Linked DNA regions of Mus musculus: region 1 is linked to region 2. The links are chromatin loops, found by intact Hi-C in ENCODE. Cell type or tissue: heart. All regions are shown on one strand.

Evidence for each region. Hi-C counts contacts between places; a loop is a spot of excess contacts. Peaks named below come from ENCODE experiments on the same cell type or tissue, not always from the same donor. Only the 100,000 strongest peaks of a DNase experiment are listed, where the experiment ranks them.
Region 1: it touches region 2 in a loop (2.2-fold over the local background); 1 of 42 quality-filtered maps calls a loop at or near these places.

Annotation. Positions count from the first base shown.
Region 1 is chr4:59,482,939-59,490,938 of GRCm38, reverse strand. Ptbp3 (polypyrimidine tract binding protein 3) reads left to right here. Exons shown (of 14, transcript NM_178164.3): 8 at 2,751-2,828; 9 at 5,193-5,332; 10 at 5,567-5,600. Among named protein-coding and RNA genes, the nearest start is that of Susd1, 48 kb to the right of the region's middle. In heart, no CTCF peak of the experiment used is centred here; no DNase peak of the experiment used is centred here.
Region 2 is chr4:59,433,860-59,441,859 of GRCm38, reverse strand. It overlaps Susd1 (sushi domain containing 1), which reads left to right and starts at 3,227. Exons shown (of 17, transcript NM_001163288.2): 1 at 3,227-3,654. The coding sequence starts at 3,537. In heart, no CTCF peak of the experiment used is centred here; DNase peaks (open chromatin) are centred at 1,699 and 3,589; H3K4me3 peaks cover 2,352 bases; H3K27ac peaks cover 3,354 bases.

The sequences.
Region 1 (8,000 bases), 49 kb before region 2:
TAAGCATATCTTTATCAGTTCTTCCCCCTCCCTCTCCCTCTCTCTCCCCCCTCCTCTCCCTCTCTCTCTCCCTCTCTCTCTCCTCCTCTCCCCCTCTGTCCCTCCCTCTCCCTCCCCCCTCCCCCCCCCTCTTTGTGTGTGTGTGTCTGTGTTTTAAAACACTAGTTCCATAGACCTTGAGGCTGGTCTTGAACTCAAAGAAGTCTACCTGCCTCTGCCTTGTAAGTGCTACGATTAAAGGTGTGCACTACTACTTCCCAGCCTTTTTCTTTTCTATTGGTATGACTTTCTTGTATAGACCATGTTAGTCCTTTTTGTCCGTTTCTATTATAAATAGTTTCTCCCAGTTTGGGCTTATTGATAGTCAAGTTCCTTATTTCCTTTATATGTAGTAATTGTTGTTGTGTGTGAGGAGTCATTTAAAATAATACTTGTTACACTAAAGTTATAAAGATACTTAAAATGGATACAGTAGTGCATGTACCCATTACTCAGAAGGCTGAGACAAGGATTGTGAGTTCAAGGGTAGCCTTAGGTATATAAAGAGACCTTGTCTCAAAAAACAATTTTTTTTCATAACAAAAGAGCATTACTTACATTCTAAAGTTCATACTATTTTACCTGGCTTTGTTTTAAAATAATGTAAGCTGTAGGAATAGCATAAATAACTCGATTCAGATTTCTTATTTGTGTCATGCCATGCTTGCTTTATTGTTTCCAATTGTATATAATTGTATATATATTTATAGTTGTATCTCCCTCTTGAAATCATTGCAGAGTAAGTTGCAAATGTGTTTGACTTTACTTCTAAATGCTCAATGAATGTTTACTAAGAACAAAAATGTTCTTTGTGTGTGTGTTTTTTGTTTTTCAGACATGGTAGCCCTGGATGACCTTGAGCCTGCCTAAACTAGGTTTATAAGTTCCAGCCAACGGGCTTAGTAATCAGTATTCCTAAATAAAAGTCAGTTTTTAAAATTAGTTTTAGAAAACTAATACACCACAGCATCTAACCAATAGAACTTTTGAAGTTTTGCCAGTTATAAAACAAATATAATAGCCATTTTTCTAAAAACTTGAAAATTATCAGGCTTATCTACTGAGTCATCTCTAGCTCAACAATGAAAACTTTCAATGGCACTTAGTATATTTGTGTGTGTGTGTCTGTGTCTGTCTATCTTTCTGTATGATCATATGCATGCACAAATATGTATTTACTTGCCTGTGGTGGCTATAGAACACACTTAGGCATCATTCTGTAGACTCCATCTACCTCTCTTCATAACAATCTCTCAATAGTGTGGAGCTTGTCAGTTAGGCTAGGCTGACTGACTGATGAGCCTACATATCTACTTGTATCTGCCTATGGAGGGTTGAGTTTCTAAGCATGCACTGTCAGGCATAGCTAATGCCAGTTCCGGAGATCAAATGCTGGTCTTATTGTTTGCATGGAAAGCACTGCTTCAGACACAATAGAAGAGAGCATCGGATCCCATTACAGATGGTTGTGAGCCACCATGTGGTTGCTAGGAATTGAACTCAGGACCTCTGGAAGAACAGCCAGTGAGTGCTCCTAGCTGCTGAACCATCTCTCCAGGCCCCATGTGTAATTTCTTAATAAAATGAAAATATGTAGGCTGCTTTCAACAGAATGCTCCACCTGGAGAAACAAAGGGAAACAGCTCAGCCTTTGCTTGGTTGGATTTTTTTACTATTATTTGAAAACTATGCTTTTCTCCTCGTTTCCTGTCTAACTCCTGTTGAGGGACCTCCACTTAATTTGAAAGTATTCCACAGGATCCTTTTTTTCTATTTCTAAGACTTTGTCTTTCTTTTCCCCTAATAGGATATTTTTTTCTCCCTTTCCCTTTAGCCCTGATCATCTTACTGTTTGGCCCCTATTTACTCAAGTTTTCCTCTGTAGGCACTCACTCAGTGGCTAAGGCAGCATAATTACTAAGTCTGTATGTTGCTTATAATAATTCTCAGTTTGTCTTGGTGTTTGCAGTTGTGTATCTTACAGTCGGTCCCCTCGCACTTGATGCCTCCATTGGAACTGACCTATGTTTTAGTGGCACTGTCACAAGGCTTCCTATAGAATTGCTTGTCTAGAATACACAGAGATGCACTGTGTTTGCAGTTACATACTGTGTAGCTCAAACTTTCCCCTAACTTACAGAGATATCTTCTCTAACCCATCATGGTAAAGCCTCTAGGACTTCTCCGCCGTCCGCTTGCTGGATTATATGACTGGAGGACCCTTAGCCTGTGAATCTCTGTACTTCATTCTCAATGACTAATAATCTATCTCATATTTGTTTGTTTAAACAGAATCGCACTGTGTAGCTCAGACTGTCCTTAAATTCATGATCTTTTTGTTTCAGTAATGGAATTAAAAGCATGTGTCACATTGTTCAGTTTTATTATTTCTTTTCTTCAACCCAGTATTCCTTCAAAACAGTACAGTTTAACAAGCATTTGATGGCATTTCATATAGGGAAAAAATGCTCTATGTAAACACGAGAATCTTAGCCTCGTCCATACTCCTTTAACAGCTAAGCTTCATCCAGGAACCCATTTGAAAGCTATCAGCCCCTGGAGGCAGCAGGAGCTTTCTATACTTTGGGGATCACTGACTGAACAACTCTATGATTCCATCTTCGGTTCCACTTATAATATATTCTCACATAGGCATTTCATAGTGTGTTGATATAGCAGGCAATATATTTATTGTAGCTTTTTCTTGACAGGTGCACCGGGTATAATGTCCTCTCCATATGCAGGGGCTGCTGGCTTTGCCCCAGCCATCGCATTTCCTCAAGCAGCAGGTGAGTCTTTTCAGGTTGAGTTTGAAATGAATCTTTAAATGAGCTTCTTCTTTTTTTTTTTTCTAGGAGCTCACCGAATTTGGGCAATTAAAAATAAAGGCATTAGGTCTAACAACCATGGAGTGACTTGTATACACACCATCTTTATATTTACAAATAGTTCTCTCTTGTTCCACTGGGTACACCAGTAATTCTACTGTGTGTTCGAATCACTTAGTTAACTGTAGGTTAACTACATTAAACTAGTAAACTATTAAACCTGTGTCAGGTTGTTAGATAAGGTGTATGATCTTCTAGCTTCTTTCTTTGTTTATTATGTGTTGAACAAACCTGAGTTTTATTTATCTTTGTGACTTCAACGCATTTGGAAGGAATATAGCCAGTAAACACATCAATTTGAGCATCTTTGGAGAATGTTTGAGTATCTGTGAGTTCTCAGTAGTACCTACCCATGAAGGGTATGTGTGTCATTTATTTCAGGGTATGCAAATTTTTTCCTGAGAATATTTATGGCATAATAATTATTATTCCTGGAATAATTAAGAAATAGGAACTAGCCCTGGCTGTCCTGGAAATCCCTGCGTAGAGCTGGCTGGCCATGCCCTCACAGAGATCTATCTACTTCTCCTCCCTGTTCTTCTTCTGCCTCCCTGAGTGCTGGGATGCCACCACCACCCAGCTTTATGATTTTTTTTATCATATACTTTATGGTTTTATCTCTGTGAAGAAAACAGGTTTGTAATTAAGAAGTGGTATGAATCTGATCTTATATATTAACATTTCTGATTTTCAACTATTTGTGAACATAATAGCTATATTTTAAATTTCAGAGTAGCTTCTTTCCAGAAATTATTATTATACTTTAATGTTTTAATTCTGGAAATTATAGTGACTATCTCTCTCTGTTGGACAAAATAGAATTAACTAAAAAGAAGACTGATTTTTGAGAATAAAGTTAAGTCCTAGTAAGTTGTTGGGTGGTTTAATATATTGTAACACATCTTTATGCGACTGTTCTGATTATTTCAAAACAAAACAAAACAAAACATAAAATCCCATAGCTTTTGTTTTTTGAATCTCTTTAATTTCTGTGCATCTGGAAGTGAAGGATTTGTTTTCCTTTGTTTCAGATACTATGTTTAGACACATTGTAGTTTTAAAACACAAAAATAAACATTAAGGGGATGAGAAAATGTTTAATTTGGTAAGACTTGCAAGGCTAAGTAGAGCACACACTGTAGCTCTACTTTTAGCTACTGTAGGCATTATGATAACCCACTGTAGGCATTAGCAAAATTGTGAGTTTGGAGTAGAAGGACATGAGAAGGAGATCATATGAAGGAGAAAAAGAATTAAGCTATTTGTGGTGGTGCACGCCTTCGTTTAAAGCACTCAGGAGGCTGAGACAGCAGGATCTCTGAGTTCTAGGCCAGCCAGAGATAGAAAATTGATTCCCACCAAAAGGCATTCATTTGGAGAATGCCATCTGCACAGTCTTAAACCTCTGAGATTGCCAAGCAAAACAGGATATATTTCAATTCTACTGCAAGTTAATTACATGGTATAAAGTAGTCAAGGAGTATGAAAAAGAATGTTAAACTGAAATAACAAATTGAAGCTGGGGATATAGCATAGTGATAGTGTTTGCCTAGTACTCAAGGACCTGGTTTCATTCCCAGTATTGTAAGATAAGTAAGAATTGGCTCCTTTTATAGAATCAGAGGCTTCTATACCCTTAACTACTTTTAAAGCAAAGGTTTATGTGGTGGGACTAATGAGACAATGTTGTTTTAAGTACAGTGTCAGTATATCAGCCTTCTCAGTAGTTCAAGAATGCCTAGGGCATTAAAAGTCTGAATTTTTGTTACAAAATATAATAAAATTATTACTTTATAAGGTTAAAAAATATTTTTCCCATGTAAGCTATTATGTAGTACTACCCAGTATACATCTTTGATACATCTATTGAAGGGCTATGCATGTGTATACCACCTTGATATATTTGAATATGAAAATTACATTCACTTGGCATAAAGGTGCTGGATAGAAAAGTGGTTGTAGGTAATAGGTCCTCTGAGAAGCCTGAGTTTTTGTGGTGGGAAGCGGAGGGTGGAAGGTTGAGACAAGATTTCACTGTATAGCCTTGGCTGTCCTGGTCCTCACTCTGTAGACAGATATCCACCACCACCCAGCTTCCTTAGTTAAGACCAGTGAGTCCAGTTACTCTGTGGAGCACAGTATGAATGGTATTAATTATGGATAATGTCAACAAATATGTTTACTTTCTTGGCTTAAGTTATATCCTATCAAATTTTATTCTTTAGATGATTAGAATATAAGAAATACTGTTGGTATTTTTAAAAGGTCTGTCTGTCCCAGCTGTTCCCGGAGCCCTTGGTCCTCTCACACTTACCTCCTCTGCTGTCAGTGGAAGGATGGCCATTCCTGGGGCAAGTGGTATGCCTGGGAATTCTGTTCTGCTGGTCACCAACCTCAATCCTGACGTGAGTGGAAAAATGGTCTAAGTCTTTCAGGAAGGGGTATAGTGGATTCTTACATATAGTCTAGTTTTGTGTTATAATGCTTAAGTTTGTTTAAGGAATTTAAATAAAAATTATCAATAGGCTGTGTAGAAGCATAACTAGTGCTGTAATAGGATAAACTGTCTTTATTATATTATAAATAGTTGTTTTTAAGTTATGCTATATTAAGTTATATTTTTGTGTTATCCTTTTCAGTTTATCACACCACATGGGCTTTTTATCCTATTTGGTAAGTTTTTAAAATTGTTTTTAATATTATCTGTGAAATGAGCATATTTTATTCATTTAGAAATACTTGTTTGCAGAGTAGAGACTGAGAAGGGGGACAATATTCGAAATGTAAATAAATAATGGAAACAATAAATACTTGTTCATTACGTTATATGTTTTATATTATGTTTGACACTGGAGCTAGAGCAAAGATTATAACCAGGGAAGTTAGATTTATAAACAGAAAATAAAGATTGTGAGTATTAGTACAAAGCAGGGAGTACTTGCCTAGCTGACTCAGGAGAAATAGTGATTAAGTAGACTTGTTAAAGTTGAGGAAGAGTCAGCAAGGAGACATAGTGGGTGCATGTCTTCACACATAGCAGTGAGAGATTTCTTAGAAGATGTATGCAAGGTAAAGGAAGCCCACTTGAAAGTATAAAACAAACATGTTGAGCTGGGACTGATGACGAGTCATGCAGTACTTATAAAGTATGTGAAGATTAGTTCCCTAAAATACATAAATAAGTATATAAATAGGAAAACCATATCATTTTAAGCAAGACTTTTAGGATTGGTTTTGTTTTTTGAGTATTGGGAATCAAACCTAGGGCTACCAAATTTTACTCTGTTTTTCTCAGGCTAGTGAGGCCCTATCCTTAAAAAAAGAGAAAGAAAAAAGAAAAGTTCAGAAACTTTATAATAGTCTTCCCCTCTCAGTTAAAAGCATAACAAGTATGTATTCCAGCTTCATAGGATCAATTATTTATACATCTATCTTTTATTATACTCATATGTCATGGGACACACAAACATGGGAACCATGAAATGAGCAGTACTCAAGTATAAAGAACATAATACAAAGCCCTTCACCATTAGAAATAGAAAGTTCAAATGGAAACATTGTATTTTTGCTGTACTTCATTAATTATTACACTGATAGATTCAGTTGAATCCAGGCCTTTTTGATTTGCTTTACCTAGAAAACTTCTGTGTTTTCCTGTTAGCAGATTTGAAAAGTATTGTTTTTGAATGTTTAACAAATAGGGCAGGTGATTATTTCTAAGTTCTTTAAGTGGTAATAGTTGGTTGGGTTTTTTTAGACCTAGAGATTGAACCTAGGACCTTTTAGGCAAGGCATCTACCACGGAAAAGGAGTCTCTTTGTTTAGCTCAGACTATCTTTCTGCCTTAGCCTGCAAAGTAGCTAGGGTTATGGCATGCTGCACTGTACTTGGCTGTATGAGGCTGTGGAGTTTTAGTTTTTGTTGTTTGAAATTGGAGATACGATGCAATGGTTAAGAGTAGCTAGAATACCTGCTTGCTTATTGAATTCAGATACTTATTAAAAACTTTATTATCTTATATGTATATGATGTATATATGAGTGCACATGTGCCACTGCATACATATACATATGAATGTTAAAGAACAACACTAGAATCAGTTCTTTCCTTCCACATGTTTTGGTTTTTTGAGACAGGGTTTTTGGGGTTTTTGTTTGTTTGTTTGGTTGGTTGGTTGGTTTTTTGGTTTGTTTGTTTTTCAAGACAGGGTTTTTCTGTGTAGTTCTGGCTGTCCTGGAACTCACTTTGTAGACCAGGCTGGCCTCGAACTCAGAAATCCGCCTGCCTCTGCCTCCCGAGTGCTGGGATTCTGTGTGGCCTTAGTTGTTCTGAAACTCACCCTGTAGACCAGGCTGGCTTCAAACTGAGAAATCTGCCTGCCTCTACCTCCTGAACACTGGGATTAAAGGTGTGAGCCACCATGCCAAGCTCTATTTAGGTGTTTTTTTTTTTTTTTTTTTTAATGTCTACTTCGGCTTCTTGTCATTTTTGAGATGGGCAGTGATTCAGAATGCTTGATTTTTTTCTTTCTTTTAAATTTTAAAATTCATCTCTAGGTTAAATGTTATCTTTAGATGCTAGTGAATTAACCTTTCTTTTCTGTGCCTTGAGGGTATTTGTAGACAGTCTCTTACAGGATTACAAGTGTAGTGACAATGCCTCTGCTTTTGTGACACCAGTGATAATCTCTGCTGTAGAAACTGCAGACTAGAATAGTACATGGGATGGGGTGATGAAAAGGGGCTTTCTTAAATGGTAGGCCCTCCTGTCTTTAATTTTTATGGAGTAAAAGTTAAGATGTAATTTTCCATGTTGGTCTTTATTTTCTTTCCACACTGAGATTATTTCCCCTTTTGTGATAGATGACTGACTGTGGTAACCACTAAGAATAAACAAACAAGTAAACCAATGTGAATAAATTGGTGTGGTGAGATGAGCTGGAAGGTGTTAGGGTAGCTTTTGAGTCCATAGGATAGCTATGACCGGTATGAGTGTAGAAGTGGACATTTGTGAGAGCTCAGAAGGCCAGAAATTCCAAAGGTGCTGGGGATTGGCTGAAAGATTTTAAGAAAG
Region 2 (8,000 bases):
ATTTTATTTTCCTCACCCCAGCCCTTTGTGGAGGTCTTGTGTGGCAAAGCTAGTCTAATGCATTCCGTAGAACTAGCTGTTTCATTGGTGGCTTGTTTTCCTGTTTAAAAGCACTGTTGCATACTTAAGTGTGAGCGTTTGAGAGGAAAGCAAGAACCCCAAACTGCTACTTCCATTTGTACTCTCTAATTCAACACAGAACATATGTGTCCATATGGGTGGGTGTTTTTCCACATACACAGTCAGAAGGAAAACAAGGGGGAGGGGATTAAATTGAACAGTTACATTGAACCAGTGACTTGGGCAGCCCTTGAACCAGAAGAGGTTCCGGGATTGATAGTATTAATAAACAGGAAAAGGAAAGGGAGGAACAGAAAATGCATGTGACTGTAGAAAAAGGAAGTGGGGTACAGAAAAAGGAAGTGAGGTGCAGAGACAGCTGGATTGGCTACAGGAGGTGGCCTCTTCAGGCTCCATATGCCCCACTGCTAGGTGTCTCAGCTAAAGTCCCCCTCATAGACTCCCTGGAGGCTTCCCCACTTTAGCTCTCTGTTGTGTCCTAGAGATCCCCCACTCCCCACTCTACCAATTTTTGTTCACTCTCCTGGCCCTTTCTCCCTACTCTCCCTATACCTGACCGTGCCCCCGATATTTTTCTTAAGCCAAATATTTTCACAGCAGCCATTTTTTCTGCTCCTAATTTAAAAGTGGTTCACTGTTCTCTTTTGATTCTTGAAACAATACTGATGAAATAATCTTTCATGTTGTGACTCAATGTGCGGATACCAGTGCCGGAGGTCACATGTAGAGGCCAGAGGAAACCTTCAGCCACTTTCCACATTATTGCTTTGAGAGAGTTTCTCTTAGTGAACATGAAACCTACTGTTTGGTTTAGGCTGTTTGTCCAGTGAGTGCCTCAAATTTGCCTCTTTCTGCCTCTCAGTGCTGGGTTAGCACCATGTATAGCGATGCCTGCCTCTTTTAATTGCTCCTGGAGATTCTACTTCATATTGCAGAGCAAGTGTTCCTACTCACTGAACTATCTCCCTAGCCCCACCCTGACTCCTCTTTTAAATATCTGAGACATTCAAATAGCCCAGGCTGGCCTTCAGCTTGTATTGTAGTTTGAACTCCTGATCCTCCTGCCTCTACCTCCAGAGTGCTGGGATCACAGCTTGCACAACCTCAATTTTATGCCCAGGGCTTCATGCATGGTAGATAAGCATGCTACACCCTCAACTCCTGGTTACTTTTGATCTTTATATTTAGTGGCCCTGGGTGAGCTGGCAACACAAAGAAGAGATGGTTGCTGGACACAGTGGAAGGCAGCAATGCCAAGAAGATGGTGCAGCAGCTAAAACATTCCAGAGCATGACAGCGCAGGATAGGGAGAAAGGCCATGGAGACAGAGTACTGTGAATAGCTGAAGAAAAAAAAAAAGTCTGTGTGTCTAAGCCACCAGAAGAGTTCCAAGGAGCTGTCAAAGTCTCTGGCCACTGGGCTGCAGGGCTGTAATGGCTCCTATAAGGAGCTGATGGTCCAAAAACCCAGAGCCCTTTCAGGAGTTGCAGTCCCAGTAGGAACTGCCTACTGCTCCCTCATACTGCTGTTGGAAGAAGAGGGTTGCAACAGTTGCAAAATGCTGGGGTTTGCTGGTGGTTAAAGTCCAGAGGAACAAGCCTCCAGCCTGAATGCCTAGTCATGTCTCTGGCTTGTAAAGCATGAAGCAATAGGCCCCTAGTTATCACCGTCCCTTAGTCCAGCCCACAGGCTCTCTAGACCTATGACCTAGAGGGCACCAAAGCCAGAAAAGCCTCTCTGCTTGTCTCAGAGTTTTTTGTTTGTTATTTTGAGACAGGCTCTCCCTACGTAGTTCTGGCTATCCTGGAACTTGTAGTGTAGATCAAGGTGCTTGGAACTCACATCCTTCTGCTTCTGCCTCCTGACTGCTGGGCTTAAAGGCATGCACTGCCATTGTGGTCTCAGGATTTCTTTCTATTCAGGTAAAGGACCCCAGACAGACAGACAGACAGACAGCTCTGATTGATAATATTGTCATCGGGGTTATTTAAGTTAACGTATACTCTTATAAAGCCACAAACAAACCTAGTCAGTAGGACATTCATAAAAGTACACTTTTGAATTGAATAATCCACGGAAAGTGGGTTAGATAGCATTTACTCCCATGCATGCTGAAAGAGACACCCAGTAATTTTCCTTCCCATGTCCAAGTCTTGGATAGTTGTTTTTTCATGCATCATGTTTTTTTTTAAAGTATATATACATATTTATTTTGCAGAAGGGCATGAGAAGTAGAGATAAAGGTTGTTTTAAAAATGTCTTGAACAGTGGATTTGTGCAATGACCTGTGAGGGTTCCTGGAGACTGGTTTTGCCCAAACACCTAGAGACATGTTCACACTTTCATGGTGCTCTACTACTTCCCAAAGCAGGCTTCTTTCTTTGTTGGACAGAAATAATCTTCAAGAAAACTTGTTACAAGAGACTAGGAAGTTTATTTTAACGGTTTCTTCCTAAGGCAGCCCAAGTTCAGCCCTTATATGGGTGTATTTGCCTGCCTTAGAGGTAGGGCTAGTTCACCGGTGAGAAAGCAAATGAGGGTACCTGCTGAAGTGGGGAGTGCCCCCTGCACTTGGGCGGGCCCCACAGACAAAACTGATCTTCCTTCCTCAGCCTCCCTCAACCCCAATTCCTAACTCACGTTAACCCTCTGCTCCCCAGTCTCCCACCACAGTCCACCCAAAGCATAGATCTAAGCGACATTCACAGTTTCTCCTTGATCTAATATTGTCCTTTCTCTAATATTGCACTAATCTTAAGACGTGGTGGACTCTGTCCCTGAACACTCCATTTCTGATTCTCTCCAAAATTCAGAGGATCACCTGCCCCTTCCCGGATCCCCTCACGCCCTGATGCTGACCCTACTCTCAGAGCAGAGTTCTTTAACTCTGCCATATATTTCTCTAACCTTTTGTCCCCACCTTAAAACGGTCCCTCGGTTTCTAGAATACACGGTTGTCCTGTCTTCCATGTCTTTCTCACCACGTGTCTCTCCCCGTTCGATTCCTAACGTGCCAAGGAGGGCGTCGTCCAGCAAGTAGCTGGAACTTTTGTTTTGTCACCTGTTCCAGCATGTGCACCCCGGGTGAACTGGCCCATGACTAGTTTCCTCTCCTTTCTTTCCCTCCGCGCGGGCGGCCACCACCTCCCAACTCTCTGACCCGTCCAGTCAGAGACCCTTTCCTGTGGCTACTGCACTTCTCTGGTCTCCACAAGTCACACTTGCACTGCGATGTTTCCCCCCTAGCACAGTCCGCTTTCTCCCCGTGGCTCAGCTCGCGCGCAGCCGGTGCACCAGGCGCACCTAGATCCGGGGACCTGGGACCCTGCTCCCCGCCGGGACCGGCGCAACCCGGCGCCGGAAGCCTCTGCGCCGCCCCTTCCTCGCGCCTCTGGCCTTATCTCCTTGCACAGGGGCCTCCGGGGAGTGGCGGGCGCCGGGAGGGAGCCAGCGGCATGGGCCGGGGTCCCCGGGGCACGCGCCGCTCTCCAGGATGCGGGTTGCAGCGGCTGCTGCGGCTCGTGCTGCTGCTCAGCCTAGCCCGCGGCGTCAGCGGAGAGCCTGGCACGGAAGGTGAGTGCAGGGTACTCGGCGCGCAGGACGCTTCGCGCTCCGGATCTGGAGGCGCAGAGTCGGGGCGTGGAAGGATCATGGAGGCGGAGCGGCGAGAAGCACGCCAGACTGCCCGCCCCGGGGACTGTGGGGTGTGTAGTGGAGGCGGCCCTGCTCCAACTCGCGTCTCCCGGAGTGGGTGGGGGTGGGGTGGGGACTGGACTCGGGTGGGGGTTTGGGGGACCGGTGCGCCGCGTGGAGGATGTGGGAGGGCGAGCCGCTGGTTCTACAGCTTCCAGTCTCCCTGGCTTTTGCAGGACAAATTCCTGACCTGTAGTGGCTCTCCCACCACCACCTGTCCCTTTCCTTATTTTTCACTTCCACGAAGAACTAAATGTTAAGAATGTAAAGAAGAATAAGGAAGTTTATAGGAAGAGTTTATCCTTTAGTTCATTCATCCATTCGTTTATTTAGTCTGTTTATCCATGCATTTGTGTATCCATCCATCCATCCATCCATCCATCCATCCATCCATCCATCCATCCATCCGTAGAAAGTCCTTTAATATCTTCCCTGGGTCAGATGTAACCGTGCAATGTTGGCGTTCTAGTGGTTCATAGTCCCAAGGAGAGAGGCAGGCAAATAGTCTGTGTTTTAGACAAATTGGGACCAGTGAGCGTGGTGGGATTTACCTGACACGGAGGATTCAAACAGGAAAATGAGGCGAAGTCTGCCCACATAATAGCAGAACGTGTCAAGTGCTCTGAGAAGGTGTACTGGTCAGAGGAGAGGACAACTGTGTTTTACTGGGCAGCCATTATGCATGAGACAAGCTGAGCGGTTCCTTGGATTTCGGAAAAGGGGAGGGGTGCCCCATTCCATAGTAAGAGGTCTTTAGAAATGTGTGTAAAAAGGAATCCAATGTGTGAGATAGGTAGAAAGATTGCCTGCCGTGAGTTCCAGGCCAGTCTGAGCTACATAGTGAGTTCCAGAGTAGTTTAATCTACAGTGTGAAACACTGTGATCAAACAAACAAAACGAAAAGCCCAACAGAGTAATGGATGGATTTCAGACTGGGGATAGCGTGGGAAAGCAGGACGCAGAATACAGAAGGGGCTAGAGATGAGAAAACAGACTGGATTTGGCAAGAGGGAGTCAGTCTCATCTTGACTGGCAGAGAGAGCATGGTGTTTGGGTTTAACTGTTCCTTCCTGGTGAGAAGCCACCAGGAGCCATTGTAGGACACTGAGGGAGTGATGGCAAACAGTACATACATACAAGGACACCCAGTCTCTCTCTGGCATCTCCTTAATAAAGCCAAGCACTGAGCTCCAGAGTGGTGGTGGTTCATGCTTAATCCTAGAATTTGGGACACGGAGGAGGGAGGCACCATGAGTTTGGGATTAGTCTGGACCATAGAGTGGGTTGTCTCAAAAACAAACATTTGCAAAACCAAACAGGCTCTAGAAGTGGAAAAGAAACGAGATGAGTGGGCTTAGTGGAGCAGATTCCTGCCCTCCCAAATTCTCTTATCCTGCTACTTTGTTGTTGTTTGGGTTTTTTCCTGAGACAAGGTTTCTCTGTGTAGCTCTGGCTTTCTTTGTAGACCAGGCTGACCTTGAACTCAGATATCTCCCTGCCTCTGCCTCCCCAGTGTAGGGATTATTGGTTGCCTAGTGAATTTTACCATTACTTTGGGTATTTGATGTCTCAGCTTTCTAGAATGGCTCCCCTCCACCTCTGACATCTGGTACTTCAGTAGGCTTTCTTCCTTCCCCCTTGGGTCTCTGTCTTAGGGTTTCTACTGTGATAAAACAGCACAGCCAGAAACAATTTGGGGAGGAAAGAGTTTATTTTAGCTTACAATTCTCAGATCACAGTCCTTTAGAGAAAGAAGTCAAGGCAAACACTCAAGGCAGGACCATGGAGGCAGGAATTGAAGCAGAAGCAATGGAGGAGTGCTGCTTACTGACTCAATCTCCATGGCTTGCTCAGCCTGCTTTCTTGCAACACCCAAGAGTACCAGCCCAGGGGTAAGCACCCTCCAGTGAGCTGGATCCTCCTACAGCGATCTTCAATCAGGAAGATGCACCACAAGCTCGCCACAGGCCAATCTATGGAAACGTTTTTCTCACTTGAAGTTCCCTTTTCCAAAATGACTCTAACTTATTGTGTCAAGTAGACATAAAAGTAGCAAGCACAGTCTCCCATAACAGTGTGAATAAAAACCTATAGATAATTGAAAACGGTTTTAGGATCTGTGTAAAAACTCTAGCCTAGCAAAGTATCAAGTACAGTTCATTGAATTATTGGTCTAAGATGGCTGAATATAACCAGAAGTCACTCTGTCTACACTTTATTTCTTAGATGTTTTAGATGCTGTGGATTGAACTCAGGACCTTGCATCTAAGCATACACTTTACCACTGAGCCACACCTCCTGGCCACCTGGAAAGTGTGAGATGTTTTGGGGGAAATGAAGTTAGGGCTGCCTTGTTGAATGACTCTCCTTAGGTAGACAGTTTCCTACAAACTTAGAATCCAGTTCTACAAAAAAAAAAAAAAAAAAAAAAAAAAAAAAAAAAAAAAAACAAACCCTGCTTTCTCAAAGGTAGAAAATGTGGGGATGAAATGATCCTCCTGCCCCAGCCTTAGGTGCTGAGAATTATAGGCATATTGTACCATGTTCAGTTCAAGGATGGGTTCATGGAGCAGAGTAGTTTAGACGATAGGTGCAAGGAAGAGAGAAGGCTAACATTCCTGGACTAGTGTGGTGCTGAGGAAACCAGAATTGGAGCTCACAGCATGCTGAGAAAAAGTCAGTGACTTTGACTGACAACACAGGATTGCTCTGATAAGTTAGAAGGAAAAGCAGGGTGCTCTTCAGTTGGGCTGGTCAGGTCAGAGAAGGATTTGGGGAGGAGTAAGTCCTGTCTACTCACACGTTAGACCAGCAGGCATTATTCAGCAGGGAGAGGTGGAAATACAAGAATGGGCATGATATTTAATTGGGTCCTTGTAAAGCTGGGCCTCAGGTGGGAGAAACTAATCCCAGGAAGGAAGACCAGGAAACTGTTGTCTCCTCCTCCTCCTCTTCCTCCTCCTCCTCCTCTTCCTCCTCCTCCTGGTCAGATTTCAGAACCAGGATGGCAGCTCTCACTTAGTGGAGTCCACTGGGCACCGTCCACTTCTCTTTGATGCCATGTTTCGTCTCCATTACCCGCTTGTGCGTGTTGTGACTTTGTTATTACGAATGTGACACGGGAATAAACAGGGGCCACCCAAATAGGAATAAGCAAAGGAGTAAGCCATCATCACCTGAATTTGGGGTGAGGGGACTCCAAAGCTGGTTTCGGAGGTGGGAAGCTGGTGGCTGTTTACTAGATGTCTTGTGTGACAGTTTAGGGCCTTGCTTGCCTTTCTCTAGTTGGTCTGGTTGTGTGTATGTGTTTGTGTTTCTGTGTGTGTGTGTGTTATTTGTGTATGTGTGTATATGTATGTCTTATGTGTCTGTGTATGCATGTGAGGTGTATGTGTGTGTATGTGTATGCATGTGGTACGTGTGTGTTTGTATGTGTTGTGTATTTGTGTACATGTGTGGTATGTATGTGATATGTATATGCATGTGGTATGTGTGTGTATGTATGTATATGTGTATGTATGTATGTGGTGTGCATGTGTGTACTTTTTTCCTGAGACAATTTTTCAGTGTAGCCCCAGTTGGATTCTTACTCCTAGTTCTCCTGCCAAGTGCTAGATTGTGTGTGCTGCATTGCTGTCCTCTCTGTCACCCCTGTGGATTCCCTCACTAGCCTGTGCTGAGGTGCACTTAATGGCTGGAAGATGTTTGGGAGAAGTGAGCTGAAGCTTGGGCTTGAGGGAAGTGGGGAGTTTAAACTGAGAGGCAGGAGGGTGTTGGTGGGTGGGTGGGGCGCCTGGCCCAGGATTCAGGATTGGTTGGTAATGGGTGTGGAAAGACCAAACCAGTCAGTCCTGTTCTCAGCCTTTCTGTGGCTTTCCTCTGAGGCTGGGAGCTCCGTGGGACTTGTTGGCTCAGGCCTGACTGGGTTCAGGAAGGCCAGGAGAAGGACAGAACCAGGGAATCATGGTGGAAGAAGGATGGGTAGAGCTGGGGAAAGCCCACTGTGTGAAGAGCCTCTGCTGTGTTTCCCTCTCGGTGTGGTTCCCACGGTCTTCATGAGTGAGAGCAGGCAGCCTGGTGGACATGAGGAAAGAGATGGGGAGAGTGATTTTAGAGTGATGGAAGGATGCTCAGGACCAGGAGTGAGAGGAGATTTAATGAAGGACTTCCGCTGTGCCTTGCCTTACACACACACACACACACACACACACACACACACACACACC